Linked DNA regions of Homo sapiens: region 1 is linked to region 2. A link is a loop called in an ENCODE intact Hi-C map of the cell type or tissue named here. Cell type or tissue: natural killer cell. All regions are shown on one strand. Links, peaks and the distances in the headings refer to the core of each region. The heading gives the core; the rest is flanking DNA. Region 1 overlaps SEZ6 (seizure related 6 homolog). Region 2 holds the start of LOC101927018 (a long non-coding RNA gene).

Region 1 (14,843 bases), core at 3,946-11,945, 56 kb before region 2:
AAATGAGAGACCAGAGTTTTATTACTACTCAAATCAGCCTCCCTGAATATTTGGAGGCTAGGGTTTTGGTGTTTTTTTGGTTTTTTACTTTTATTATTATTATATTATTATTACTATTATTCGGGAGTCTTCTTTCAAGCCTGAAGGAGGCTAGGGTTTTTTTATAGCCGGGAGATGGGGAATGGGTGCTGCTGATTGGTTGGGGATGAAATCATAGGGGTCTGGAAAATGGTCCTCCTACACTGAGTCCACTTCTGGGTGGGGGCCGCAGGACCCGGGAGTCATGAGTCTTGAGCCAGGTGGAGCCATCTTGTCAACAGAAATGCAAAAGTCTTGCCAGGCACAGTGGCTCACACCTGTAATCCCAGCACTTTGGGAGGCTGAGGTGGGCAGATTGCTTGAGTTCAGGAGTTCTAGACCAGCCTGGGCAACATGGTGAAACCCCATCTCTACTAAAAATACAAAAAACTGTCTGGGTGTGGTGGCACATGCTTGTAATCCCAGCTACTTAGGAGGCTGAGGTGGGAGAATCACCTGAGCCTGGGAGGTCAAGGCTGCAGCAAGCCAAGACCATGCCACTGCACTCCAGTCTGGGTGACAGAGTAAAGAAAAAAAGAAATGCAAAAGTCCGAAAAGACATCTCAAAAAGCCAATCATAGGTTCTACTATAGTGATGTTATTTACAGGAGTAATTGGGAAAGTTGCAAATCTTGTGACTTCCAGAATAACGGCTGCTAACTATGCCTACATCTCAGCAGAATTCAGGCCCCTCTCAGCCTCCAAACCTGGTGGTCTTTCATTCTTTTTTTTGTGTGTGTGTGGGCAGGGGACAGAGTTTAACTCTTGTCGCCCAGGATGGAGTGCAATGGTGCTATCTCAGCTCACTGCAACCTCCGCCTCCCAGATTCAAGTGATTCTCCTGCCTTAGCTTCCTGAGTAGCTGGGATTACAGGTGTGCACCACCACGCCCAGCTAACTTTTGTATTTTTAGTAGAAATGGGGTTTCACCATGTTGTTTCACCAGGCTGGTCTCGAACTCCTGACCTCAGGTGATCCCCCCACCTCGGCTTCTCAAAGTGCTGGGATTACAGGTGTGAGCCACCGCACCTGGCCTCTTTCATTAGTTTTTAAAAGGTGGCTTAGTTTTGGGAAGGGCTATTATCATTTAAACTATAAACTAAATTTCTCCCAAAGTTAGCTTGGCCCATACCCAGGAATGACCAAGGGCAGTCTGGAGGTTAAAGGTAAGATGGAGTTGGTTACATCACATCTATTTCACTGTCATAATTTTCTCACCATTATAATTTTGGCAAAGGTGGTTTCAAGCCCAGTCTGGGCAACATAGGGTCTTGACCCTCATCTCTAAAAATAAGATAAATAAATAAAAATATTTCCATCATCACAAAGGTCTATTGGACAGGGCTGCTCTAGGCTAGACAACCCAGGTTTGAATCAGACTGCATTAGCATCCAAACTGCTAATGCATTTCCCTGGGTCTCAGTGTCCTCATCTACAAAATGGGATAATAAAAGTTCCCATCTCATAAAGTTATTATAGGGATTAATTCTGATAAAGCACTTAGAGTGTTGCTGGGCATGTGGTAAATGTATACTCAGTAAACAGCAGCATTCAATATTTTTATTCATAGAGCCCTTCATGGTTCACTAGATCCTGGAATGTGAGAACTGGCAGGGACCCATTTTACTGACAAAAATATGGAAACTCAGGTTGTGGAAGTGATTTGTGCTGAGGGACCTGGCTTGTCAGGGGTGGGATGAGGATAGCATGGCCTGACTCCTAGCTGGTGCCCACTACCTCCACCCATGCTCCCTCCATGTGACAGTGAGACCCCAACTCTGGAGATGCCAAAGCCCACAGTTACCCCTGTCCCCAACCAGGATGGCTAAGGAGGCAGTGGGGTCTCTGTCCCTGGAGGTATGCCCACAGATAAAAGACAGCTCCAGACTGGAGGGTTCACTCTTCCCAGTAGTTGGGCTAGATGTCCCAGCCCCATCCTGAGTCCCAACCCTGCCCCAAGTTTGCTGTGTGACTTGGGAAAACCCCCTGGACTTGGTTTCCTCTTGGGTAAGTGAGGGAGGGATGAGATGCTACAAGGGCTCATGTTCTGGGAACCAGCCACTGCCCCACTTGGAGCCTGGCCAAGAGGAGGTGCCCCCATTCATATTTGCAATCCAAATTTGACTGGACTGCAGGGGTTGACCAAGAAAGAGAGGGTGGTGAGAGGCTGTGATGGGGATGATCAGTGGCAGGGGAAGAGAGGGTAGTCCGGGGCAATGGGGACCCATCAGCTTGTGCCAGCAGACACTCCCCATCAACTGCCAGTTGGGGCTGTGATGGGGCATGGCCAAGGGCTGGCTGCCCATCTTCTCCTGGCAGGACCCACTCCTGCTCACCTTGCTGGCCAAGGGCTAGGCACTTTGGGGAGCAGGTTGCCTTCTGAGTGTGCAGAGAGGCAGAATCGGGGCTTGGAAACAGTGTGCCCTGAGCCCAGCCTTCACTATGCCTAGCACCAGGTAGAGAAATGGGAAGAGAGATACCCACTGCTGGATCCTTGCCCAGGGACACAAGCCATTCATGTGTTAGGAGCCCACTAGGAAGTGCCCCCAGGAGGTCAAGAGAAGGGCCAGGCAAGGATGGATCTCCAGAGGAGGCTAGGAACTGACCCGTGAAGGATGGGGAGGTTTTGCAGAGACAAAGGAGTAGAGAAGCCATGGCAAGGAGAGAGAATCGCGTGAGCAATTGGGGCCAAAACGGGGAAGGCACCTGTTCTGACGATGAGAAGTTCCTTTTGAGTGTATCTCTGTGTCCAACCCAACAACTGCCCCTCCAGGGCACAACCAGAACACCCTTCCCCATCATCCAAGCTGCAGGGCTCCTGGCACGAGTGCGCTAGGATAGTGGTGTCCAGCTTGGTGGGGAGATAGGAGGCCCCAGGTGCTACAGCCGAAAGCCAGCAAGAGCAGTAGACAGCTGAGCTATGGGGCTGTCCAGCTTTGGGTTCCAGTCCGAGGCTCTGCCATCATTAGCTGCGTGACCTTGGACAAGTTACATAACCATTCTGGGCTTCAGTGTCTTCATCTCTTGGGATAATGTCCCAAACCTCCCTGGAGCAAGGGGAGAATGAGAAATTACGTATGAGGGCACTGAGTGCATGGTCAGCACACAGTGGGCACCGAGTAAGTGAATGGCAGCTCTTACCAGCCCCAGTTTCCTGGCTACCAACCACAGGAGACAGAATGTGTCCATTCTGGCTCAGCCATAGCTTCTGGGTGACCTTGGAGGAGCCACATCCCTGCTCAGGGCCTTGCTTTCCTTATCTGTCTCATGGGGGTTATATTGCTTTCCCTGTCAATACAAGCAGATGGATAGCAGCAAACCTGCCTCAGGTGCTGGACACTGTCGGGGTAATTATTTCAGTTGCGCATGGAATTGGAAGCCTCTAGAACTAGGCCTCAGATCCCAGCGGCCCTATATAGCCCTGCCAGCCTCTAGCTGGGGCCTCACAGTACAGAGGGCAGGGCTGGGCCCGTGGAATTGTCACTGTAAGGAGGGACTCTGGCTCTGGGGGGCCCAAGCACTCTCAGCTCCCTCAGGTTCTCGGATAATAGGGGTCTGCAGGGACCAGGCCCTCACTAATCCCCTATTAAAACTTGAAAGGGGCCAGGGAACCTTCAGAATAAACTCATTAACTTTTATGGGATAATAAATGGATCCCATTAAATTCTCATTGTCCCCGTGCTGGGCCAGCTTAACCTCTGGAACCCAGAGGAGTGGGCCCCCTGCCCGCCCTGTCCCTCAGGCTCCCCCTTGTACCCACACGCTGTCATGCCCTCCCCCGAAGCTGACAGTTGGTGCTGCCATGAGGCGGGGATCAGGCCTGAACTCGTCCCAGAACTTTGGTTCCCGTGACTGCCCACCTCAGAGGGGCCAGAGGCTTGGGAAATGCCTGGCACCTCTTCAGGGGCTGCCAGAGTGACAGACAGTGCCACCTGCCCTTCCAGAGGCTGCGGTGGGTGACAGTATATGTCTGTCCATAGATGAGCTCTCCCCAAACCCAGTATGTCTTCACTCCACAGATGAGCAGACAGAGGCTTGAGTGGGCAGCCCCCGCCCAGGTCACACAGCTAGTGTCACATCGATTTGGGATTGGAACCCAAGGCTTTCTGGCTGACTGGTACAGAAAGATCTGCAGAAACAGCAGCGCTGAAGGGGCAAGCCAGCTGGCCCTGAGGTGGCACCACTGCCTGGTTCGGCGGTTCCCCCAGGCTGGGGCACTGCGTAATGACTCCAGCTCCACCGCACACCACCACTGTGAACCTGGGCAAGCTCCTGGGCCTCACTGAGCCTCGGTTTCCCCATCTATAAGACAGAGGCCATAACACCTACCTAGCTGGACGCTAGAACACGCCCCAGTCCTTAAGGCTTCCCCTAAACACAGGCTGGGCCCCGCCCCCCATCCCGATCCAGATCTGGTGGGGCTGGGGCGCAGGTGGCCTCCGCTCCACCCTCACCCAGCTGGGCCCTGGGAAGTGAGGCGGGGTAAGCGGTCCTCCCAGGGAGTCCCAGGCTGGGGTTGGGAGGAAGGGGCCTCCAATCCCAAGAGGGGCCATAGCGGGGCGGCGCGGGCAGGGAGGCGGGAGCGGGAGAGAATCCACCGGGGAGGCATCCTGAATGGCTCATTAGTGCCGATGAAAGCCTTTTTTCATTTCGTCTAAATACTTTAAACAGGGCTCCCTCCGATGTCTATTTGCACAGCTTAAGAGCTAATGCGGGGGGAGGGCCCAGGCGGCGGCGGGGCCATGCCAGGGCTGGGGGCGGCAGGCGCTGGGAAGTTCCTGGGCAGTCTCCACCAGGGATGGCCCGCGGGGAAGGGAGGGGTGTTTCCCGGACCCAGCCCACTCGGAGAATGCAGCCCCCGGCCCTGCGGGAGGGGAGGACTGAGCAACTGCGGAGTGCATCCTGTGTTCTGGCACCAGGTGGGCCTGGCAAGTGGGGATCACGGGGACGATCTTGCTGCGGCCCACCGCTGTGTCCCCCACCGACATGCAGGGCCTTGAAGGTGGTCGCCCTTTGCATGGTGCAGTATTATCCTTGTTTTATGGATGAGGTATTTGACATCCTCAGGGTCACACATGCTGCCACCCAACATGGAACATGGGTAGTCCCCCAGAGAAGAGAGAGCCCTACCTGCCAGGGGCCACCCCTTCCTACCCTAGAAGCCTGCCTCAGTGTTCCCCTGACAGGGGCTGCCTAACCTCTGACTGTGGCCTTCTCCCTCAGCCTTCAGAACTCTCCTATTCAGAGCATGCAGATTCACACAAAACCCTTCCAAAGTGCCCATTTTATAGCTGAGGAGGCAAAGGCTCTGAGAGGCAACTTGCCAGGTTCACATGACTTTTAAGTGGCAGAACTGACACTTGAACCCAGGTCTGTGTGGCTCTGTGCCCTGGCCCCACACAGCAGTGTTGTTGGGTCTCCGGTTTGGGTTTGAGGCTCAGATGTGCTTCAGGCACAGGGTGGGGGCTTCCCTGGGTCCCAGCCAGAAGGCTTCCTGAGGGCCTGCTCGACCAGGGCCCAACCCAAGTCCCAATGCCAGAAGCTCTGGCCCCAGACTTCTAAATGGCGTGAGATCTTCGACGAGTCCGTGCCTCTCCCTGGACTTAGTTTCTTCAACTGGCTGGAGTGTTGTCTGCTGTGTAGCTCCAGTCTGCCCCTCCCATGAGGCAGGTGGGTATGTGGAAAGACCTAGGGCTTTGAAGCCAAATCATCGAAGGTTTAAATCCCAGCTGCGTCACTGCGAGACTTCAGGCGAGTCCTTGCCTCAGCTCTCTAGGCTTCAGGTCTTTGTAAAATGGAAATAAAATTCCCATCTCCCAGAGGCGCAGCATCCATTAAATGATACAAGGTCTGGGAAGGGCCTGACACAGTAGTGCCTGATGAGACTGGGCATTAGAGCCCCTGACACCTTCTTCTGCTGTCCCCTATATCATACTCTCCCTTCGTCAGTCCCTGCACCCCTGAATTCAGTCAGCCCAGGCAGAGAGAAGCCCCTATCCACTGGCCACAATCCTGGGAAACTAGGGGGCAGGTCTCAGGGCCTCAGGCCTCCAACAGAGTCAACCAGGGGGTCTGGAGATGCCCTCTCCCCAGAAATGGCTTGTCTCCCAGAGGTTATCTTACCCTCTATGACAGTGGGTGGCACCCGCTGGGACCAAGTGGCAGCTGATTTTGGAATCAACTTGCTCGTTTGATATGCTATCTCGATCCCAGATAGCACAATCAGTGCAATCGACAGTGATGGGAGGTGCCCATTAGTGCTGCTCCATTGCTCAGCACCCACCTGGCAGCCAGCGGGAAGAGCTGTGCCTGCCCTGGACACTTCCTGAATTAGAGAATCTCTGTGCACTCCCTCTCCCAGGAAGAGTCACACAGGTACCTACTCTGAGAGCCAAGGGCCACATCTCTTGTTGGGTACTCTGGAAAGGGGCCGCATAAACAATGCCCGGATCCAGGGGGCTCCAATCTATGTGATTAGAAAAGCCCCCCTTCCTTGCGCCATGCTAGAATCAGTCTCAGCTTACCTGGCATAGCCTGTGTGATGTCTGGGGGGTGGGCAAAAAGAGGAGCCCTGTTCTGGCATGTCACAGGCACTGCCTGGACCTTCCGTAACTTATTCAGATGAAAGACAGGCACTGGTGGACCATCTGCTCTGGGGGGTGTGGGCCTGGCTGGACATCTAGATTGGATGGTGTTGTCAGTGGCTGGCACACAATGCCAAGACACAGATGGGCTGCTTTAGTGGGCATCTCAGGAGATAGCAGTTGGTCCTGGTTTCTCAGGGATGTGGGGTGCCCAAGCTCCTCTGACCCAGAAGAATGGAGAGCCCTCCAACCTGTACCCACCTCCCCCACCCAATTTCCTCCCTCCTCCCATTTGTCTGACACATCAGAGCTGCTATGGTCTCCTGAACAGAACGTAGGCCATCTGCTGCTTCCTCATGCCTGCCAATCTATGGAGTGGGTGTGAGCCTCTGGAATGACAGCCCCACCACCAGACGTGCGGAGGAAGCGACCTTCTCCTTGCAAACTCTGTGATCTCACCCCGGCTGTGTTTCCCTTCAAGTCCTCATGCAGCCATTTTGAGAGCTGTAAGGATCAGAAATATCCTCCCAGGCTTCTCAGAGCTGGCAAAATTCTGTATGAGCTGAATCTGGAGCCAGCATTCATTGACCTTTTCTTGGCAGTTAAGGATCTGGGGAGCCGAATGGGCCACAAGCAGAATATGCATCATCTCTCCAGCTATGTGGTTGAATAAGTCAACACAATCAATAGCAGAGCAATCTGTACCTCAGACCAGAGATAGCAAATCAGTTTCATCCCCCAGAGCCAATCTCATTGATTGGTAGTGGCTGCCTGAATAACATTGTGAGAGGGAAGTTGCTAAGGACCAGGTGGCCTTAGCAAGAAATAACCAAAATTGATTAGCAATGCCTGCCATGGATTAGGGAGTGGGTGGGTAGCATGCTAGATTTCCATTCTACACCTGTTTTTCACCCTGCCCTAGATGGAACCTGATTAGTGTCACCAGAAAGATTAAGGGAACTCAGGGGGACATATCAAATAGAGACGGGATGTAATATTATCTCAGTCAATCCTAAAAAGGAAACCCAATTTTACAGATGAGAAAACTGAGCTTCAGAGAGTTTGGGTTATTTGCCTGAGGGCACACAGCCCTAGAGTAGTGGATCTGGGATTTGAAGTTATGTCTGCCTAGCTCCAGAACTTGGCTCTTCCCACTCTACTCATATTACTGCTCTAGAAGGACCATAAAAACAGAAATGAGTACAAAAGAAATGATTTCCTGAGAACGGAGAGAAACTACTGGGCCCCTAACAAAGAAGTCATGCACCCATGGTCGGGTGCGGTGGCTCATGCTGTAATCCCTAGGAGGCTGAGGTGAGAGGATTGCTTGAGCCCAGGAGTTTGAGACCAGCCCAGACAACATAGTGAGATCTCCATCTCTACAAAAATTCTAAAAATTAGCCAGGCATGGTGGCATGCACCTGTAGTCCCAGCTACTAGAAGTGGGGGTGTGGGGACTGTGGCTGAGGTGGGAGGATCGCTTGAACCTGGGAGGTTGAGGCTGCAGTGGAGCCATGATCACACCACTGCATTGCAGCCCGGGCCACACAGCGAGACACTGTCTCAAAACCAACAAACAAAAAAAGAAGTCATGCAACCATGAGGAAATCTAAAATAAAATCCCAAATATGTGACGCATTTCCTGAGGCTAATGACCAGCAGGTTCACTGAGAACAGGAAATGAACTTGAATGCCCTATCATCTCAGACAGGAAAGACACTGTGGTGGGAGACACACTTACGGTTTTCATCTCAATTCAACTGGTCGCGTGACTTTGAGCAAGTCACTTCCTTTCTCTGGCCTATTTCCTCACTAGTAAAATAAGGCCTCTGCTCTTCATTAGGGATGGCAAATATTTGTCATGTCAGTCTGAGGTGTCAGGTGTGACCTCGTGGAGTGCTGTGTTGAGGAGGATTCTGAGGCTGAACCTGAGAACAGTAGGAAATAGTGCACGGATGGGCTAGAAATGCCTGCCTCTGGTGCTGGAGGAGAAAGAGTATCTCATGTGCCACCCTTGAAGTATGTAATAGCACCTCACTTCCAGTTCACAAATTCTGTAGTTCCGTGATTCTCAGCAGTGAGCACGCTCCTCAGGGCTGTCTGTCAAAAGAGAGCGGGCCCCCCCACTACTCGAGTTGGGCGTGATGCTGCTCTCTGGAGCAGGGGGAGAACCTCTGACCATCCCTTATTATTTCAGGACTCTCTTTAGAGGCCCCAACCGTGGGGAAAGGACAAGCCCCAGGCATCGAGGAGACAGATGGCGAGCTGACAGCAGCCCCCACACCTGAGCAGCCAGAACGAGGCGTCCACTTTGTCACAACAGCCCCCACCTTGAAGCTGCTCAACCACCACCCGCTGCTTGAGGAATTCCTACAAGAGGGGCTGGAAAAGGGAGATGAGGAGCTGAGGCCAGCACTGCCCTTCCAGCCTGACCCACCTGCACCCTTCACCCCAAGTCCCCTTCCCCGCCTGGCCAACCAGGACAGCCGCCCTGTCTTTACCAGCCCCACTCCAGCCATGGCTGCGGTACCCACTCAGCCCCAGTCCAAGGAGGGACCCTGGAGTCCGGAGTCAGAGTCCCCTATGCTTCGAATCACAGCTCCCCTACCTCCAGGGCCCAGCATGGCAGTGCCCACCCTAGGCCCAGGGGAGATAGCCAGCACTACACCCCCCAGCAGAGCCTGGACACCAACCCAAGAGGGTCCTGGAGACATGGGAAGGCCGTGGGTTGCAGAGGTTGTGTCCCAGGGCGCAGGGATCGGGATCCAGGGGACCATCACCTCCTCCACAGCTTCAGGAGATGATGAGGAGACCACCACTACCACCACCATCATCACCACCACCATCACCACAGTCCAGACACCAGGTCAGCTACCTGCTGGCTTGCAGATGTGGAAATGGGGATGGGGGAGGCTGCGGGGCCCCTAAAAGCCTGTCTCTGACACTGTGCCAGCCTGCCCTGCCCTTTGGCACCAAGGGCCAGCCTGCAGGAGGCATGTAGATTGGACCCAGATAGACCTGAGCTCAAATCCTGATTCTTCAGCCAAGTACAGTGGCTCATGCCTGTAATCCCAGCACTTTGGGAGGCAGAGGCCAGTGGATCATCTGAGGTCAGGAGTTCAAGACCCTCCTGGCCAACATGGCGAAACACCATCTCTACTAAAAATACAAAAATGAGCCGGGCATGGTGGTGGGCACCTGTAATCCCAGCTACTCGGGAGGCTGAGGCAGGAGAATCACTCAAACCTGGGAGGCAGAGGTTGCAGTGAGCTGAGATTGCACCATTGCACTCCAGCCTGGGCAACAGAGCGAGACTCTGTCTCAAAAAAGAAAAAATCTTGATTCTTCCAACTATAACATGACCCTAGGAATTCTATTTAACATCTCATCTCTGAGCCTCATCTGTAAAATGGCAATAAGAAAATAAACTTCTGGCTGGACACGGTGGCTCATGCCTGTAATCCCAGCACTTTGGGAGGCCGAGGCAGGTGGATCACCTGACATCAGAAGTTCAAGATTAGTCTGGCCAACATGGTGAAACCCCGTCTCTACTAAAAATACAAAAAATTGGCCGGGCGCGGTGGCTCATGCCTGTAATCCCAGCACTTTGGGAGGCTGAGGCGTGTGGAACGAGGTCAGGAGATCGAGACCACCCTTGCTAACACGGTGAAACCCCATCTCTACTAAAAAATACAAAAAATTAGCCGGGCGTAGTGGGGGGTGCCCGTAGTCCCAGCTACTCAGGAGGCTGAGGCAGGAGAATGGCGTGAACCCGGGAGTCAGAGCTTGCAGTGAGCCAAGATCATGTCACTGCACGCCAGCCTGGGTGACAGAGCGAGACTCTGTCTCAAAAAAAAAAAAAAATAGCCAGGCATGGTGGTGTACACCTGTAATCCTAGCTACTCGGGAAGCTGAGCAGGAGAATAGCTTGAACCCAGGAGGCAGAGGTTGCAGTGAGCTGAGATCACGCCATTGCACTTCAGCCTGAGCAACAAGAGTAAAACTCCGTCTCAAAAAAAAAAAAAAAAAGAAAGAAAACAAACCTCATTGAGCTACTGTGAAAACTGAGATAAGATTGCACATGTTAGGGGGCCGGGTGCAGTGGCTCACGCCTGTAATCCCAGCACTTTGGGAGGCTGAGGCGGGCGGATCATGAGGTCAGGAGATGGAGACTATCCTGGCTAACATGGTGAAACCCCATCTCTACTAAAAATACAAAAAAAAAAAAAAGATTGCACATGGTAGGTGCCTAATAAAAGGTGGTCCCCTTCCTTCAACAGGAGACTAGACATCACAAGAGGTGGTCTTCACCACACACACACACACACACACACACACACACACACACACACACACGGTTCAGCCTTAGTTGGACCACTTCACCAGAGCTGGCACTAGCTTTGTGTCTCCTCCTGCCTCCCAGGCCCTTGTAGCTGGAATTTCTCAGGCCCAGAGGGCTCTCTGGACTCCCCTACAGACCTCAGCTCCCCCACTGATGTTGGCCTGGACTGCTTCTTCTACATCTCTGTCTACCCTGGCTATGGCGTGGAAATCAAGGTGAGTGATCTGGATCTGGCAAGGGCAAAGCTGGGGCGGGTGTATTCTCTTTCTTCAGAGAGGCACATGCTATGAGAGGATGTGGGGATGATTAGGGGCATCAATTGTGGGGCATCGCCTAAGGCCAGGGCTGGGAGATGGGCCTAAATGGTTAGATTCTGCCCCGTGTGTTTGGCAATGGCCTAAGCCAAGAGGGGCTGTGGGAGGGGGCTCTAGCCTTGGATGGGCAGGGGACTGGGTGAGTATAAACCCTACATCTGAATCTATGGGCTAAGCAGAGAACACAGGGCTGCCTCGCTGGGCCTGAGAGAGTCATGGAGCTTCACTCATTCATTCATTCATTCAGCAAATCCTCTCTGAGCAGTTCCTCTGGGTCAGGTTCTGTGCTGGCTTCTGGGATGCAGAGGTGGGGGAAGACAGACCTGATTACACCATCAGAGAGGTGATCAGCTGATAGGAAAGTCAAATCTACAGGCCAGCCTCCTGTCCCCAGCCTCCCTGGGTTATCTCATCCCTCCGTTAGGATTAAGACTTTCTCTTAATCCCGAGGCCTGAGGCTACAGGTCCTCACAGATGTCCCACAGGCTCCTCAACCTCCACAAACCCAAATCTTCCTTTTGTTCCCCCAAAGCCACTCCTGTCCAGGTCAGAAACCTGGAGCAGAACCACCATAGTGCAATGTGGATGGTGTCCCTTAATGTGCAACATGGGGTCTCCTTAGCCTTTCCCTGTCCCTCTTCCCCCAGTCCCATCAATTCATCCCCAAATTCTGTCACCATGATACTCCCCTCTAAATCTCTCTGCTTCTCTCCCTCCATCCCCACAACCACATGTGGTTTAGACCCCACCATCCCTCCCCTGATGATGCAGTAGCTGCCTCACTGGTCACCCCGCCCACACTTGCTCCCTACTCTACCCATCTCCACCTCCACTGCAGTCATTTTTCTCAAATCAATCCTGCCCCCTACACCTCTCTAAGGGCTCCTGAATCAAGGTCAGTCTCTCTGGGTCCACCCCTAGACACTTCGTCCCTTGTTCTTTACCCCCACTTTGCACTAAACAGCTTGCAGCTAACTGAATGGGCCAAACCTTCTTTCCCAAGTCCCAGCTGCACATGCTGGTCCCTCTGCCTGGAAGAGTCATCCCATGATGCCTTCCCTTAGGACTTGGCCCTGGCATCACCCTCTCTGGGAATTCCCTCAGATCCCCAAAGCCTGGGGCATCCCCCATCTTAGCTCTTAGCAGTCTGCCTTCCATCCAACTGTTTACAGCTGTCCACCTCCCCAGCTAGACTGTGAGCTCCTTAAGGGGTGCCTTGTAGTGCAGAGCCCAGAATGGGTACTCCATGCGCTGACTGAATGATCGGACAAAGGGATGGAGGAAGGAAGGGATGTGATGACATTTGACTTGAATCTTGGAGACTGACCAGGAGTGGGCAAGAGAGGCATTCAGCCTGGTTGAGGGAATCTGGCAGGGCGCTGAGAAGTGTGTCCTGCTCCCTGCTCCCTGCCTTCTGTTCTGCTTCCCGCCCATTCCAATTCCTGCATGTCCCTGGATTGGGGACTGAAGCCGTCTAGACCTATCTTGGGGCAGTGCCTCCAGCCCTCCCCTCTGGGGATGTCAGGTCCAGGTATCTGAATCAGACCCTGTCAGGGGGACCCTCTCCTACCCCTGTTGGGCCCCTCCCCTTCTTCCTACAACTGTTTCCTCCTACTCTGCCAAGCCCTGTGCCCCTCACTCTGGGCTGACTGGGAGGGTAATTAGGAACAGCCACCCCGCCTCAAGCCATTAGCACTCAGCACCGCTTAATTAAGGTAATTAATGTAAAATCATCACCTAATGAGAGGTGGCACCGGCTGTGGCTCACTGGGTGGAAAGCACCAGCTGCAGGTGTGGGAAAGGGGGTGGGAGGGGGCAGGTGCCAGGCTGAGTGCCCCCCTACAGGCCTGGGAGGCTCTGTCTGCCCCCCCCAAGCCTACCACCCCTACTGAAGCCCACTGGACAAGGCTGAGCCCAGCCCTGGCACCCTCCACAATGGAGCAAGATGCTGGCTCTGCCTGCCCCCTCTCTGGCCCAGGCACAAGCCCCATGCTGGATGCCCACCCCTCACATAAGCCCCGTGTCTGTTGTCTGGTGCTGCCACATTTTTTTTCTTTTATCAGAATGCAAAAGCCATTACCAGGCAACCTTGAGACGAAGACCTGCCACAGCCCTGGATTGCTGTCAGGAAATGTGGCAGATGCTGGCCCCACCCTCCACCTCGGTGCCATGGGGGCAGGGTCCTTGGGGACACTGTCGGCCCGGACGGCCTGAGATAGTCTGAAGTCATGGAGGGGAGGCGGGCACAGGGTGGCCAGAGCGGGGTCAGCACCCAATTTGGGGAAGGAGCAAGAGAAAGAATCAGCCAGAACTAAGCAGGATTTAAGGCTCTTCTTCCAGGGCCAGTTCTGGCAACCTCCACCCCCACCCAGGCCACTTGGGACCTGAAGAATTTCTGACACTACCCAACAATACCCACTGGAGAGTTGGAAAAACTGAGGCCCAGGCAAGAAAAGGGACTTGCCAAAAGTCAGTCAGTTAATTACTAATTAGTTTTGTTGAGTGGATTTGTTCCACAAGCAAACATTGAGAATTTGCTATGTGCCATGCTCTGCGCTGGGCACTGGGGACACAGACCTTCATGATTAGTAGGGAAGACAGAAATCATAAACAATGACCACGGAATGCCCAGTGCTGGCAGGGATGGGGATGGGAAGCACAGGACGGGCACACTCCACCAGCCTGGGGGTCAGGGAAGGCTTCCTGGAGGTGATGACACCTGGCCTGAGACCTGTAGGATGAGAAGCCAGCAGCCAAGTCTGGCCTGGGCAGCAGCAGGTGCGGCAGGCCTGGCCCTTGAAGGCTGCCCTGGCTGTTTTGGAAAGGTGGCTTTGTTGTGTAGGGGCGGAGGGTAAGGGTAAGGGCTTCCGGATCACACTCCTGCCAGAGGCTCAGCCCAAGAGCAGCGTCCTTCTGCCCAGGCTGACAGTTGTGTCAGGCCATGCTGGACACTGGGGGCAGGATGGGTGGGCAGCTGGAAGGCCTACAGAGCTCCCCATGGCTCCTCAGGCTTGGGGAGAAGGGACTGCCTGTGGCTTCCCTCCATCATGGAGAATTCCCCACCTGCCCCTCTATGAATTCACTGGGATCACTCAGGGCAGATAGGTGGGACAAAGTCTGGGCAAGAAGAGTGACAGGAGCCATGGAGGAGAGGACTGTCTTAGGGACCCACAAATCATACCCCTGAGCAAAGCAGCCAGACACCATGCTGGGACCCTAGCATGAGACCACAGCCCTTGCCTCAAGTCCGGGGCCTTCAGCAAGACCCTCTCAATTCCCTTTTTTTGGAGGACCAGCCTCAGGGGTACCAGAATCCCTAAAAGCCCTATTCTCCATGGCTTGGACCACAGCCTCTCATAACCTGCTTCATCTCCTGCCTCCCACCTCCTTTGATGGTGCTGCAGTTATTGATGCCCTCTGAGGCTGAAGGTCTGAGCCATCCACAGGGAGGAGGCCAGGTCAGGCCCTCTGTGATCCAAGGAGGCTTGCCTGATTCATCTGGGGATCAGGCATTGGGCTAGGCTC
Region 2 (14,843 bases), core at 3,726-11,725:
ACCAGCCTGACCAAGATAGTGAAACCCTGTCTCTACTAAAAATACAAAAAGTAGCTGGGCGTGGTGGCGGGTGCCTGTAATCCCAGCTACTCCAGAGGAGAATTGCTTGAACTCGGGAGGCAGAGGTTGCAGTGAGCAGAGATCGCACCATTGCGCTCCAGCCTGGGCAACAGAGCAAGACTCCATCTCAAAAAAAAAAAAAAAAAATAGAAAAGAAAAAAAGAAAGAAAAGAAAGGTTCAAACACTATTGTGCTCTAGACAGACTTAAACATTCATTTTCAGAAGAAATGTCTCCACTGCTAGAACCTTCCTTTTATCAGGTATTTTATCAAAATGCAGAAATATACCTGCTTCTGAAACTATGGCTTCCTCCTGAACTCCTCACGATCCTTAACTTCACTGTCTTTAAAGGCTCACTGGCTGAATTACCATTTGTTAAATAGCTCTGAATTATGAAAAGAGTAGGAAAAAATCGCATGTCACCTTCAGGTACCAAATGTCCAAACTTTGGGGCTCTTCATTGATTCTGGCATCCATAAGTAATTGAGTTTTATGTGGGTCTTTATGGTAAGAATCAGTTTGTAGTTGATTATGTATGTTCTCATTACTGCATGTCCTTTTCACCTTATCTCCAGCCCATGATCCCTAAAATCAAGAACCATGTCTGAAATACCAGCACTTAGCACATTGTCTAGCCTAAAATAAACATCCAATAATTTTTGAGTGGATGGATGATTTTGATCCTCTCTCCCCAAGGCTACTTTTTTTTTGAGGCGGGGTCTTGCTTTGAAGCCCAGGTTGGGGTGTAGTCGTGTGGACATGGCTCACTTCAGTTTTGCCCTCCTGGACTCAAGTGATCCTCCTGCCTCAGCCTCCCAAGTAGCTGGGACTACAGATGCATGCCACCACATCTAGCTCATTTTTGTATTTTTGTAGAAATGGGGTCTCACCATGTTGCCCAGCCTGGCCTCTAACTCCTGGGGTCAAGTAGTCCTCCCACCTTAGCCTCCCAAAGTGCTGGGATTACAGATATGAGCTACAGCCTGGCCTAGACTACTTTTTTGATGGGGTAGATGATAATTTGTTTGCTTTGCGTTCATTTTTCAGTGTGGTACCTAGTACATTGATGAGAAAGTCATGGGTACTCAATAAATATTGACTGATGTAGAAGGAAATGCGCAGCCTTGAGGTTAAGGAGGGTACCCTGATGGATATTTCACTGTGTACCCCAGAAATAAGAAGACTACTAAAGGTTCTTAAAAAACAACTTGGGCTCTGAAGCATATCCTGAGAGTGAACCAAAAACAAAACAACAACAACAAAAATAGCTTAGGCTCAAGATTTCAAAGAGCCAGGAAACTTTGATTTGGGTTCCAGTTCTGCTACTTAGTGGCTTTAGATAAGTCAGTTTCCTCACCTGTATGATGGGAATAAGAATTATCTCACAGTATGGTAGTGAAGATCAAATAAGAACATCTGTTAAAATACTTTGTGAACTGTAATACCTAGATGTCAATGAAATTATCACTATGCTATTTCTAGGCTTTAGTTTAAGAAACACATTGATGTCTTTACAAAAGCAGCATTGTCTCATTATAGTGTTTTCACTGCTAAGCAGCTGAAACTCTGGTAGAGTAATCTCAGTGTTACGTGACTTTTAACTTTTAATGATTTTTTCTTATAAAGGACGGCCTCCAGGACCCTGTCTTCATTGATACATGAGGATGAGAGGGAGCGAGGGCAGAGCCTTTTTTTCTTGACAGGCATATCATGATTTAAAGACTCTGGTGTGCATGTAATTGTTTTCAGAGTTGCACGCTAGGCTTATGGGAATACCATTCTTCCAAGGAAGAAGGGGTTTTTGTTTTTGTTTTTGGGAAGAATCTCCTGTCACCCAGGCTAGAGTGCAGTGATGCGGTCTCGGCTCACTGCAACCTCCACCTCCTGGGTTCAAGCAATTCTCTTGCCTCAGCTTCCCCAGTAGCTGGGACTACAAGTGCACACCACCACACCCAGCCAATTTTTGTGTTTTTAGTAGAGACAGGGTTTTGCCATGTTGGCCAGGCTGGTCTCGAATTCCTGACCTAAAGTGACCCACCCACCTTGGCCTCCCAAAGTGCTGGGATTACAGGCGTGAGCCACCACACCCAGCTGCGGAAGGAGTTTTGAGATGGGCAGCTGAGGTGGGGAGTCCTCAGAATAAGTACATGAGTACCGTGAGGCTGCAGAATCTCCTTTCTCCCTGGAATCCTTTCCCTGTCAGCAGTATTTCTGATATGGAGCAAAACAGCCTCTTTCAGAATTGGTTCCTGAGCTTACCCCAATGACAGTGTCTTTCCTGGAACCATTTCATGAATCCCTTTCCTCTAAAAAATTTGCATTGAGCCAGGCGTGTTGGCTCACACGTGTAATCCCAGCACTTTGGAAGGCAGAGGCAAGCGGACCATTTGAGCCCAGGAGTTCAAGACCCAGCCTTCGGCAACATAGTGAAACCCTATTTCTACAAAAAATATAAAATTTAGCCCAGCGTAGTGGTATGCGCCTGTGGTCCCAGCTACTCGGGAGGCTGAGGTGGGAGGACTGCTTGAGCCTAGGGGGTCAAGGCTTCAGTGAGCCAAGATTGCCCCACTGCACTCCAGCCTGGGTGACAGAGTGAGACCCTGCCTCAAAAAAAAGATAGAAGTTTGAATTGAAAAGCTGCCTTCTAAATAGCTTGAAAGGAATTAATTGCTTGAAGCAGAGAGGAAACATGGTCATGAGAAAGCTTTATGATGGGTGATTCTTGTGTTCCAGCTATGCCTATGATGATCATTTTCTAAGACCTTTCTTTCCTATCCATCTAATCTTAGATATTACTGCCTTCTCCCAAGATACCATCATTTCAAATTTGTTATTTCAAGATGCATGTTCTGTCCCTAAGAAAGCAGCAAATCTTGGCCAGGCACAGTGGCTCACACCTGTAATCCCAGTACTTTGGGAGGCCGAGGTAGGCAGATTACTTGAGGTCAGGAGTTCGAGACCAGCCTGGCCAACATGGTGAAACCCCATCTCTAAAAAAAAAACAAAAATTAGCTGGACATGGGGGCAGGCACCTGTAATCCCAGCTACTCGGGAGGCTGAGGCAGGAGAATCACTTGAACCCAGGAGGCAGAGGTTGCAGTGAGCCGAGATCACGCCACTGAACTCCAGCTTGGGTGATACGGTGAGACTACATCTCAAAACAAACAAAAAAAAAGCAGATCTTAAGAAGTGATGGCCTCAGCCAGGTGCAGTGGCTCACGCCTGTAATCCCAGTACTTTGGGAGGCTGAGGTGGGTGGATCACTTGAGGTTAGGAGGTCAAGACCAGCCTGGCCAACATGGTGAAACCCCATCTCTACTAAAAATATAAAAATTAGCCGGGTGTGATGGCGGGCAACCTGTAATCCCAGCTACTCGGGAGGCTGAGGCAAGGGAATCGCTTGAACCCTGGAGGCAGAGGTTGCAGTGAGCCAAGATCGCGCCACTGCACTCCAGCCTGGGCAACTGAGCAAGACTCCGTCTCAAAAAAAAAAAAAAAAAGGAATGATGGCCTCAGTCTTTTAAATGTTTTGTCTTCATCTGGGAGACAATGCTTGGGTTTCCCTGGACTACTCCCTAAATTCATAGCCCCTATCCATACTTTAGGGCAGGCTTAACAAAGGGAGCCTGTGGTCATTATCTAGAGTTCTGAGGAATGTGTGGTTTTGTTTGTTTGTTTTTTGTTGTTGTTATTTTTGAGACAGGGTCTCACTCTGTTGCCCAAACTGGAGTGCAGTGGCACGATCACGGCTCTACCTCCCAGGCTCAAGTGATCCTCTCACCTCAGCCCCACAAGTAGCTGGGGCTATAGGCTCATGCCGCCTCACCTGGCTAATTTTTTGTATTTTTAGTAGAGGTGGGGTTTCACCATGTCGCCCAGGCTGGTCTTGAACTCCTGGGCTCAAGCAATCCACCCACCTCGGCCTCACAAAGTGCTGGTATTACAGGCATGAGCTACTGCACCCGGCCAGAAGTGTGTTCTTAAACTTGGTAACTCTAAAAGTGATCCTTTAGAAACTAGCAAGATGCTACTTCTGAGAGCCTCTTAATACAAGTTTAAGCATTTTACCTTGTGTTAAGATAAACGATATTGAAAATCAAATTGTTTAAAGAAGATTAAAATGAGTAGAGGTGGGATGGTTCAGTAAGTACAGGCTTGCCAGTATGGACTTGGACTCCTCTTCTGTCTCATTGTGTAGTAACTTAGAAAACATAAGTAATTTCATGTGTGATTTAACCCACAAAACAGTTGCCTGCCCCATTGCATTACCTCCCCTCATAGCTTTGAAGGATTACACTCACTTCCTAGAAGCCCATTCCTTAGTGTTCCCCAGTTCTTTAAAGCTTTATTGAGTACTTACTACATGCCAGGCATTGTACAGGGTGTGGAGGTACAAAGGCAAATGAGGCATGGAGAAGGGGATTCAGACATGTAATGGTTTGAATACAGTGTGGTGCAGAAGTGCTCTGTGGAACCAGAGACTTTCAGAGAAAGCTTCCTGGAAAGAATACGTGACTTGAGTCTCAAAAGATAAAGAGCTTACCAGGTGAAGTAGTTAGGGAAGAGTGGTGTAGTTGTGGGTAGCAGCCCTGGAGTGAGCAGAGACACAGATGAGAAACAGTATGGTCTGTGTAGGGAGCCGGCCAACTGATTGAGCTGGAGAAAGAAGAGGGTTCTGGCCACAGGGGTCTTATCTTCTCTACTTTAAATGTTTTAAATGTTTGATGTAGGATATCTTGGTACAAAGCCAGTGGGCAGATGAACAGAAATGATGAGAAACAGAATCAGAAGTGACACCCTTCAGGGTTAATTTTGATAGGACAGCTACTGAAGCATAGCAGAGTCTGTAGGCCTTTGAAAATTACTTGCATGCATTTCAGTAGTTTAGATGTGGCCTTTTGTAGAATTACATTGGCTAGAATGAGCGGAGACTTACAGGTGACATTCACCTGTGGTCCTCTAGGGCTTGGAGATCTGTCCCAGCAGGCCATTGTTTTTCCAGTTTCCTGATTCCTGGTAAGCATCCTCCTGAGATTTCACTAAGGAAACAGGGAGGAAGGGAAGTAATGAGCTGTGAAGCCTTGGTGGGCATCTGACATGTAAGCTTGGGGCTCTGGGGAAACAGGGAGCTAAGAAAATTTGCCAAGTCAAGTGCTATTTTATGTAGAAATGGTAAAACAGCATAGCTTTAAGCTCTGAGATACTCAAGTTTGGCTGGGCACAGTGGCTCACGCCTGTACACCCAGCACTTTGGGAGGCCGAGGTTGGTGGATCACCTGAGGTCAGGAGTTCAAGACCAGTCTGACCAACATGGAGAAACCCCATCTCTACTAAAAATACTAAAAAATTTGCCAGGCATGGTGGCGCATGCTTGTAATCCTAGCTACTCAGGAGGCTGAGGCGGGAGAATTGCTTGAACATGGGAGGCGGAGGTTGCAGTGAGCCAAGATCGCACCATTGCACTCCAGCCTGGGCAACAAGAGCAAAACTCCATCTCAAAAAAAAATACTCAATTTTTTTTTTTTTTTACCATTTCCCCCATTATTTGAAGAAAAATTTCCTGCATACCATTCCAAGTAGGTGACTTAGCCAAGAACTCAATGGTAGGAATTTCTTAAGCATAAATGTGGTTTTTGTTGTTGTTGTTGTTGTTTTGTTTTTGAGACAGAGTCTCACTCTGTCGCCCAGGCTGGAGTGCAGTGGCACTGTCTCGGCTCACTGCAACCTCCACTTCCCAGGTTCAAGCGATTCTCCTGCCTCGGCCTCCTGAGTAGCTGGGACTACAGGCGCGTGCCACTACACCCGGCTAATTTTTGTATTATTAGTAGAGACAGGGTTTCACCATGTTGGCCAGGCTGTTCTCAAACTCCTGACGTCGTGTTCTGCCTGCCTCGGCCTCCCAAAGTGCTGGGATTACAAGTGTAAGCCACCATGCCTGGCCTGTTTTTTGGTTTGGTTTGTTTGTTTGTTTGTTTGTTTTGAGATGGAGTTTTGTCACGCAGGCTGGAGTGCAATGACATAATCTTGGCTCACTGCAACTTCCGCCTCCCGAGTTCAAAGGATTCTCCTGCCTCAGCCTCCCAAGTAGCTGGGATTACAGGTGCCCACCACCACGCCCAGCTAATTTTTGTATTTGTAATAGAGATGGGGTTTCACCGTGTTAGCCAGGCTGGTCTTGAACTTCCAATCTCAGGTGATCTGCTGTGTGCACAACCTCTGTATTATAAAAATACAAGGAGGGAAGAGATCCAATCATTGTCCTAGTCCCTCTAATAAAATAAGTAAGAGAACTGCTGAAATGGGCAAAGCATGAGAAGTGCCAAAAGAGAACTAACCCATGCAGCAAGAGGTCCAAGATACAGGAGTAATATGAACTCATGGAAAAGCTGTTTGGTTATCTATTGTTGCATAACAAACTACGCCAAAACTCATTGGCCTGGTACAGAAACTCATTATTATCTCTCACAGTTCTGAGGGTTGCCTGGGCTCTGCTGGGTGGTTTTTCTGTTTCACATGATGTTGGCTGGGACTGCAGTCATTTGGAGGCTTCACTGAACTGGTAAGTCCAAGATGACTCACTCACATAGCAGTAGTTGCTGCTGCGTGTTGGCTTGGAGTTCAGCTGAAGCTGGTTTTTTGTTTTCTCAAGATGGAGTTTCACTCTGTTGCCCAGGCTAGAGTGCAGTGGTGTGATCTTGGTTCACTGCAACCTCCACCTCCCAAATTCAAGCAATTCTTCTGCCTCAGCCTCCCAAATAGCTGGGATTACAGGCATGTGCCACCATATTTGGCTAATTTTTATATTTTTAGTAGAGATGGGGTTTCGCCATGTTGGCCAGGCTGGTCTTGAACTCCTGATCTCGAGTGATCCACCAGCCTCGGCCTCCCAAAGTGCTGGGATTCCAGGTGTGAGCCACCACGCCCAGCCCAAAACTGTTGATTGGAATACCTTGTCTCCTCCATGTCCTCTCTCATAGCATGACAGCAGGGCTCTGAGATGGAACTTTCCAAGCATATTTCTTAAAAAATAGAATCTGCAGATCTCTTAAGGCCAAGCTTTGGAAGTTGCAACATTGTCACCTCTGCTGCATTCTGTGGTCAAAGCAAGTCATAAGACAAGCACAATTCAAGAGGAGGGAAAGGGACTACCTGTGGATGGGAGGCAGAGCAGATAATTTGCAGCTGTCTTTAATCCATCACAGCTGATTGAGGCAGGTATGAAAGGATGAATAGAGTTTTGACAGGCATAGCTTTCTAAAGGAAGAGTATTCTAGAGGAAGAAATAGGAAGTCTTCCATTTGAATAGTGGGAAGAGCACCTGAAGGGGTCTGGGAAGATGGAACGGTGGGACCATGTGACAGGGCTTTGAACAGCAGTTAGAAAAGCTTGGCTCTACACTAACAGGCTTTAAGAAAACAGTGTGGAGGACCTCTCAGTTATTTTATTATACCTTTCCCTACAAACCCAGTGTTAATAGCTCTGGATTTGGCTTCTCTCTCTAAGGTGTGGGAAGGGATGGTCACTCCTTAGGTTATTATGAGTGATGCTGACTTAGGCATTTTGGAGGAGACAACCCTAGCAGTCCTGCAGGACTGGCCACAATAGGAGTTTAGGAACATGCAAACCTAGCTAGGCTTTTCCTACTGCCTCAAAGGGCTAGTTATTTAGTCTTGCCCTTGTCTGTTCCCCACAGTAACCCTCCACTGAGTGAAGAAATGTTGCCTCCTGGAGAGTGGATGTGTCACCGGTGCACTGTTCGCCGAAAGGTAATAATGCTGCTTTCTGAAGACTGTCCAGAAAGCCTGATCCAGAGCACTGATATGCTAGAGCTAAGACGGCCTAGCCCTGAAGGCATTCTTGTCCCTTCTTCTTGTCTCTTCCAGCCCTGGAATCACCCCACTCTTCCCATGGTGACTGTTTGGAATCCAGTAGGGCCTAAAAATCCAAACATGGGCTGCTGAAATGGGCAGAAGAGGTGTGTTAACTTACTGAGCCATGTTTAGTCACTAGTGACAGGAGTAGTCTTACCTTCTTGTTGTCCTCCTAATAAGTGGCCTTATCCATGGCTGAAAAACAAAGGCTGCTTCTCCAGCTTGATGGAAAATGGAGTTTTCTCTCACCCCAGGGCAAATAAGTCACTGGTATCCAGAGACTTGGCATACTGACGGAGAGGATTTTGAACGCATTTGTACCCCAAGTTGCCTAATCTTTCTTTAGCTTCCCTTCCTTCAGCTTTGATAATTCAGTACTGGCTTCAAGAACATGGTTTATTATTTTCTACTTTGAGAACTCTTGTGGGTAACAAGAGCTAAATTCTCCCTTATTAAAAAAGGAAGTAGGTGTGCTTGCACCCAAATTATGATTGACCCAACCCTCAAATTACAGGCTATGGATTAGAATTTGTCTGTGCATTGTAATCCACCCCCCTGTGCTCCCCACACTAATTATACACCAAGCAACTTTCCTATGTTGTGACCTCACCTCTATTTGCCTGGTCCCCGAACATGATGTCACAATGAATGATGACTTCCTTGGTTGCAGAAACAGGATGAGATGATTAAGATTGTGGTTTATGTGTGTAACAGTTTCAGCCTTTAAGAAAGAAAGTAAACAAGCAGACATTATTTTTCAAATACGTGCATAAGGGTTCATATTTAAAAGCAAGCCAAAGCCAGGTCAACCACCTAACCACAGCTGTAGTTAAATTTCTCCATAAACCAGGCTGTCTTCCAGCCTCTCCACCTTCCAAGATCCTTTCCTGTGCATCCCTAATTAGGTTAGAGCAGGGCCTGTTAGAGGCACCTGCCAGCCAGGAGCCCTCTCAAACTTGCCACTCAAAAAAGCTGGACCTGAAAAGGTTTAGGGGAGCTGAAGGAAAAGGGGTAAAGACGGTGGAGAAAAGGAAATATTATGTTAGTGCCCATCGTGTGCCAGGTGTTTTAATTACGTTATCCCATTATCTATCCATCCAGCCATAGATGGATACCGAATGCTGGCCGTAGGTTTCCATTTTAGAAAGGAAGAAACGGAGGCTCAAAAATGTAGATTAACTTTCCCAAGGACTCAAAGGTATTGACAGAACCAATGTTTGAACCAAATTCTCTCATTCCAAACCTCTGTTACCTCTTCATCAGTTTTCTAGAAGGAGAGCTACTTGTTGGGGATTACAGTATGCCCTTTTCTAACATGGCACTTCTCCTGAGATGCCTCTCTTACCTTTCACATGGACCTCTGCCTACCAGTGCCAAGTCTGCCTTTTCCACCATCACCAGCACTACTCCCCTTTGGCCTCTTGTATTTACACTGAAGTGGATTGAAATAATACATCCTCTGGCCTTCATCAGCTCCTGACATTCAGGCCCTATCATGATTCGTAGTGGAAGACTAGGTCCTACTCCAACTCCAAATTATCCCTTTCGTATATATGACCCTTTTTATCTCCCTCCACCATATCCCTGAGAGGAGGAGGAGAAAGATTTTTCTGTCTCATTTTACAGATGAAGAAATTCCTGCCCACCAGCCTGAGTCACCACAAGGTCAGAGGGGATCCGTGGCAGAAATAGGACAAGATCACAGGTCTCCTACCTGGAGATCAGTGTTAAACCTTCATTTGACCACTCTATTTGGAGTCCTGGAGGAAAATGTACTATCAGATATCCAGTCCTACTGAGTACACTTAATCTTTTTCCATTTCCCCACTTTCTAAGAAGTGTCACTTATTTTGAGCAAAGTTTTTATTTTTAAAACCATTCAGGAGGTCAGAAGGCTCTATAGTGATCTCACTGATTTTTTTTTTTTTTTTTTTTGAGATGGAATCTTGCTCTGTCGCCCAAGCTGGAGTGCAATGGCGCAATCTCAGTTCACTGCAATCTTTGCCTCCCAGGTTCAAGCGATTCTCCTGCCTCAGCCTCCTGAGTAGCTGGGATTACAGGCACATGCCACCACACCCAGCTAATTTTTGTGTTTTTAGTAGAGATGGGGTTTCACCATGTTGGCCAGGCTGGTCTTGAACTCCTGACCTCAGGTGATCTGCCTGCCTCGGCCTCCCAAAGTGCTGGGATTACAGACGTGAGCCACCGTGCCTGCCCCATTGATTTTTACTATTGGTCTCACTAAATTTATTCTCACTGTGTTACCTTTTTAGCCCTTTACCCTATACTTTATAGATGTTGTATGTCATACAATGAGTTAATGTTAATGATATATATTTTGTATAGTTATTCCTAACTTACCATGCTTTTTGGTGATTCTCTGATGCAACAGTTTTGTCAGCTTTAGTTCAGTTAGAGTTGTGTCAACTTTAACAGACCAGTGTTCCAAGTGACCAGGTAGATGAGTCTGTGATATGTGAAGGCCTTTTACAGTTTTGATTAGTGGTCTACCAGGACTTTGTAGCACCCATCTCTTTGTTTCATGGTACTTTTCATGATGGGCCCACCTGTTCATTTGCACAGAAACGAGAGCAGAAAAAGGAGCTGGGTCATGTCAATGGACTGGTGGACAAATCTGGCAAACGGACTACATCCCCCAGCAGTGACACTGACTTGTTGGACAGATCGGCCAGCAAAACTGAACTAAAGGCCATTGCCCATGCCCGGATCCTGGAAAGGAGAGCCAGCAGGCCTGGCACACCCACATCCAGCGCCAGCACAGAGACTCCCACCTCTGAGCAGAATGATGTCGACGAAGACATCATTGACGTGGATGAGGAACCAGTAGCAGCGGAGCCAGACTATGTGCAGCCCCAGCTGAGGCGGCCCTTTGAGCTGCTGATTGCTGCCGCCATGGAGCGGAACCCCACCCAATTTCAGTTGCCCAATGAACTGACTTGTACCACTGCACTACCAGGTCAGCCAAACCATCATCATATCCCTTCCCAACCCCAGTTTCCCCAAAGGACCAGCACAAGAGCAGTGCTGCCTGTGGAGTCACTGTTCATGTAGCTACTGTCTTGGGTTCCTGTTCCTAGTTCTGCTTGGAGAGATCTTTGAAGGTCTTAGCCATTACAGAGCTTACTCAGTTTTCCATTTTCTCAGTTTCTGAACTTCTTTCCTTCCCCTCCCCCAGAATTATCTTTTTCCTTTTTTTTTTTTTTTTTTTTTTGTGAGTCTCACTTTGTCACTCAGGCTAGAGTGCAGTGGCACGATCTCGGCTCATTGCAACCTCCGCCTCCCAGGTTCAGGCGATTCTCGTGCTTCAGCCTTCCAAGTAGCTGGGACTACAGGCGCATGCTACCATGCCTGGCTAATTTTTGTATTTTCAGTAGAGACAGGATTTTACCATGTTGTTCAGGCTGGTCTTGAACTCCTGACCTCAGGTGATCTGCCCACCTCGGCCTCCCGAAGTGCTGGGATTACAGGTGCGAGTCACCACGCCCGGCCCCAGAATTATCTTTTAAAAAAAAAAAGTATTATACATTCACATGGTTCAAAAATCAAAAAATATTAAGGGCTACAATGAAAATTTCCCTCCCACCCGTCTGCCATTTGCCTACTTTCCACCTTCCTGCTCTTCACAGGTAACCACTGGTTGATTCTTGTTTATTCTTCTCAAATTTCTTTGTGCATGTAAAAGCAAATACAGATATATGCTGATTAATTTTCCCTTAAGTAACATGCTAGTTAAACCATTCTACACGTTGCTTTTTTTTTCTCACTTTAAAATATGTTCTAGAAGTCTTTTCATATTAATATAGAATTTTTTTTTTTTTGAGACAGAGGCTGCACTGCACTGTGGTGCAGTGGTGTGACCACAGCTCAAGCAATCCTCCCACCTCAGCCTCCCAAGTAGCTGGGACCACAGTTGTACACCACCACACTCAGCTAATTTTTATATTTTTTATAAAGACAGGGTCTCACTATGTTGCCAGGGCTGGTCTCAAATTGTGCTCACACGATCCTCCCGCCTCAGAGGATCCCAAAGTGCTGGGATTATAGGCATGAGCCACTGCGCCTGGCCTTCTTGCTTTTTTTAATGGTTGCATAGTAGTTCTTTGTACAGATACGTCATAATTTATTTAACCAGTGCCATTTTCTATTAATGGACATTTTCTATTAATGGACATTTAGGTTCCAAATCTTTCATTACTACTGGTAGTGCTTCAGAGAATAACTTTGTAAATACATCATTATATACATGTATAGATGTGTGACTATGTCTATAGGACAATAAAATTGCTGGGTCAAAACTATATAGTTTTGATAGATATTGCCAAATTGTCCTCCATTCTTTTTTTTTAAGTCCTGGCTTCTTGATACTGTAAAGCTTCTAGGTCTTAGTTTTTATTCCCAAAGAAAGTGAAATTGGTAGGCTTAAGAAGGATGCATATAGAATCAAAGCTTCTCTGATTTTTATGAAAATGTGGGCCAGGTGTGGTGGCTCACACCTGTAATCCTAGTACTTTGAGAGATCAAGGCAGGAGGATTGCTTAAGGCCAGGAATTGGAGACCAGTCTTGGCAACATAATGAGACCCCATCTCTCAAAAAATAAAAATAAAAAAGTTAGCTGAGTTTGATGGCCCACACCTGTAGTCCTGGCTCATATGGAGGCTGAGGCAGGAAAGTTGCTTGAGCCCAGTAGTTCAAGACTGCAGGCCAACTCCACAGAATAGTCCTTGTTGACTATGTGGCTTGGACATTTACATTTCTTAGGTTGCCTGTATCTAACCTAGCATTTCTGACCATTTTATGTTTGCAAAACAGTTAGATGTGTTTCTGCCATAGAACAGGTGACTTCTGGTTCTGACTTACGTATTAGTCTCTTTTTTTTTCCTCCCTAATCTTTCTTTTTTCTAACTTAAAATCAACCCCAGGGGCCTCAGAGAGCAATTCATGCTTAGGCCATGACACATGCTTAAGATCTGTTTTTGTCACTTAATGTTGTTTCCATATTGCAGGCTAGGAACTCTGAAGCCAGGGATAGCTCAGCACCATCATTTTCTTTTCTAGGTTCTAGCAAGAGGAGAAGAAAGGAGGAAACCACAGGGAAAAATGTTAAGAAGACACAGCATGAATTAGATCACAATGGTCTCGTTCCCTTACCCGTCAAAGTCTGCTTCACGTGTAACAGGTATTTTCTTTCATACTAAGGGGCTCTTTCTCATTATTTAGCAGATGATACTTTTTCTCTCATCACCTCTTCCAGACCATGTATGTTAAATGTGAACAGCCCATATTCTGATAGTATGAGTACATGGAGACTAACTAATGGACTGACGAGAGCCTTGAATGTGTATGTGTTAACAAATTTTCTGAAGAATCACAGTACAGGAGTACTGTGAACTGTGTTGAGGCCGAGCACGGTGGCTTATGCCTGTAATCGCAGCAATCTGGGAGGCCGAGGCGGTCAGATTGTTTGAACCTGGGAGCTTGAGACCAACCTGGGCAACACAGTGAAACCTTGTCTCTACAAAAAAAAATTTTTTTAATGAACCAGGTATGGTGATACGCACCTGTAGTCCCAGCTACTCCAGAGGCTTAAGCAGATTAGCCCTGGAGGCTAAACTGTGATCACGCCACTGCACTCCAGCCTGGTCAACAGAGCGAGACCCTGTATTTTAAAACAAAAACAAGGGGCCGGGCGCTGTGGCACATGCCTGTAATCCCAACACTTTGGGAGGCCGAGGCAGGCTGATCACAAGGTCAGGATATTGAGACCATCCTGGCTAACATGGTGAAACCCTGTCTCAACTAAAAATTCAAACAAACAAAAAAAAATTAGCCGGGCATGGTGGCAGGCATCTGTAATCCCAGCTACTCTGAAGGCTGAGGCAGGAGAATGGCATGAACCTGGGAGGCGGAGCTTGCAGTGAGCCAAGATCGCGCCACTGCACTCCAGCCTGGGCGACAGAGCAAGACTCCGTCTCAAAAAAATAAATAAAAATAAATAAAAACAATGGCCCGGTGTGGTGGCTCACGCCTGTAATCCCAACACTTTGGGAGGCCGAGGCGGGCAGATCATGAGGTCAGGAGATCAAGACCATCCTGGTCAACATGGTGAAACTCCATCTCTACTAAAAATACAAAAATTAGCTGGGTGTGGTGGCACGCACCTGTAGTCCCAGCTACTCAGGAGGCTGAGGCAGGAGAATCACTTGAACCCAGGAGGCGGAGGTTGCAGTGAGCTGAGGTCACGCCACTGCACTCTAGCCTGGTGACAGACCAAGACTCCATCTCAAAAAAACTGTGTTTACACACTAGAACAAGAGGAGTTGGACTTAAACTAAACATTAACTTGAATCACTAAAGATAAGTTTAAAAGTAGTATAAGGATCTATGATAGTGTGTATTGGACTGGATGACTTCCAAAAGCCCCTAGGGCTGCCCCAGTTATAGTCTCTGGGACACTGGTTTCCTTCAAATAGGATCTCTTTGACAGAAACCAGCTGCTTCAGTTACTGAAGCTGGACTTGTTGGCTTGGGTGTGTTAGAAGGACTGTATTATGGTCAGAGCAGGGTAGCAAGAGAAAGTAACTATCAAAAAGAAATGTTTCACAGCAAAAGGTATAGGGAAAGGGAACTAGATAGTAGAGTGGCAGAACTCTGAGCCAGGACAAACTGTGGCTCCAGTGCATCTTGGGGACCCCAGGAGTATTGTAGTTACAAATCGTAGTTGTCATTTGCTTAGTCCTCTTTTGAACCCTGCTTACATGAATACATTACAAAATCATCTTTCCAGCACACCTCTAATTGTCAGTTCTGCTGAGTGCTTCATGCAGAAGAGAAATATTTTCTTGCTATAGTTAAGACTCCAGAAAGGTTGCTAGTGATTTTTTTAATGAAG

Evidence for each region. A loop is a pair of places that touch in the nucleus more often than their neighbours do. Peaks named below come from ENCODE experiments on the same cell type or tissue, not always from the same donor. Only the 100,000 strongest peaks of a DNase experiment are listed, where the experiment ranks them.
Region 1: it touches region 2 in a loop (10-fold over the local background); 1 of 110 quality-filtered maps calls a loop at or near these places.

What each region holds. Positions count from the first base shown.
Region 1 is chr17:28,976,056-28,990,898 of GRCh38, reverse strand. It overlaps SEZ6 (seizure related 6 homolog), which reads left to right. Exons shown (of 17, transcript NM_178860.5): 2 at 8,860-9,528; 3 at 11,086-11,219. The region is part of intron 1 of LOC105371716 (a long non-coding RNA gene); the gene reads right to left. Among named protein-coding and RNA genes, the nearest start is that of SEZ6, 23 kb to the left of the region's middle. RefSeq lists enhancers at 2,575-3,076, 4,604-5,244, 8,023-8,072, 12,857-13,430. In natural killer cell, for the core only: no CTCF peak of the experiment used is centred there; a DNase peak (open chromatin) is centred at 8,378; H3K27ac peaks cover 2,102 bases; H3K27me3 peaks cover 196 bases.
Region 2 is chr17:28,919,975-28,934,817 of GRCh38, reverse strand. PHF12 (PHD finger protein 12) reads left to right here. Exons shown (of 15, transcript NM_001033561.2): 3 at 7,755-7,827; 4 at 10,516-10,909; 5 at 13,010-13,130. It overlaps LOC101927018 (a long non-coding RNA gene), which reads right to left and starts at 8,543. Exons shown (of 2, transcript NR_110803.1): 1 at 8,090-8,543. RefSeq lists enhancers at 8,542-8,721, 8,742-8,791. In natural killer cell, for the core only: no CTCF peak of the experiment used is centred there; DNase peaks (open chromatin) are centred at 6,607, 8,577 and 9,288; H3K4me3 peaks cover 280 bases; H3K27ac peaks cover 4,466 bases.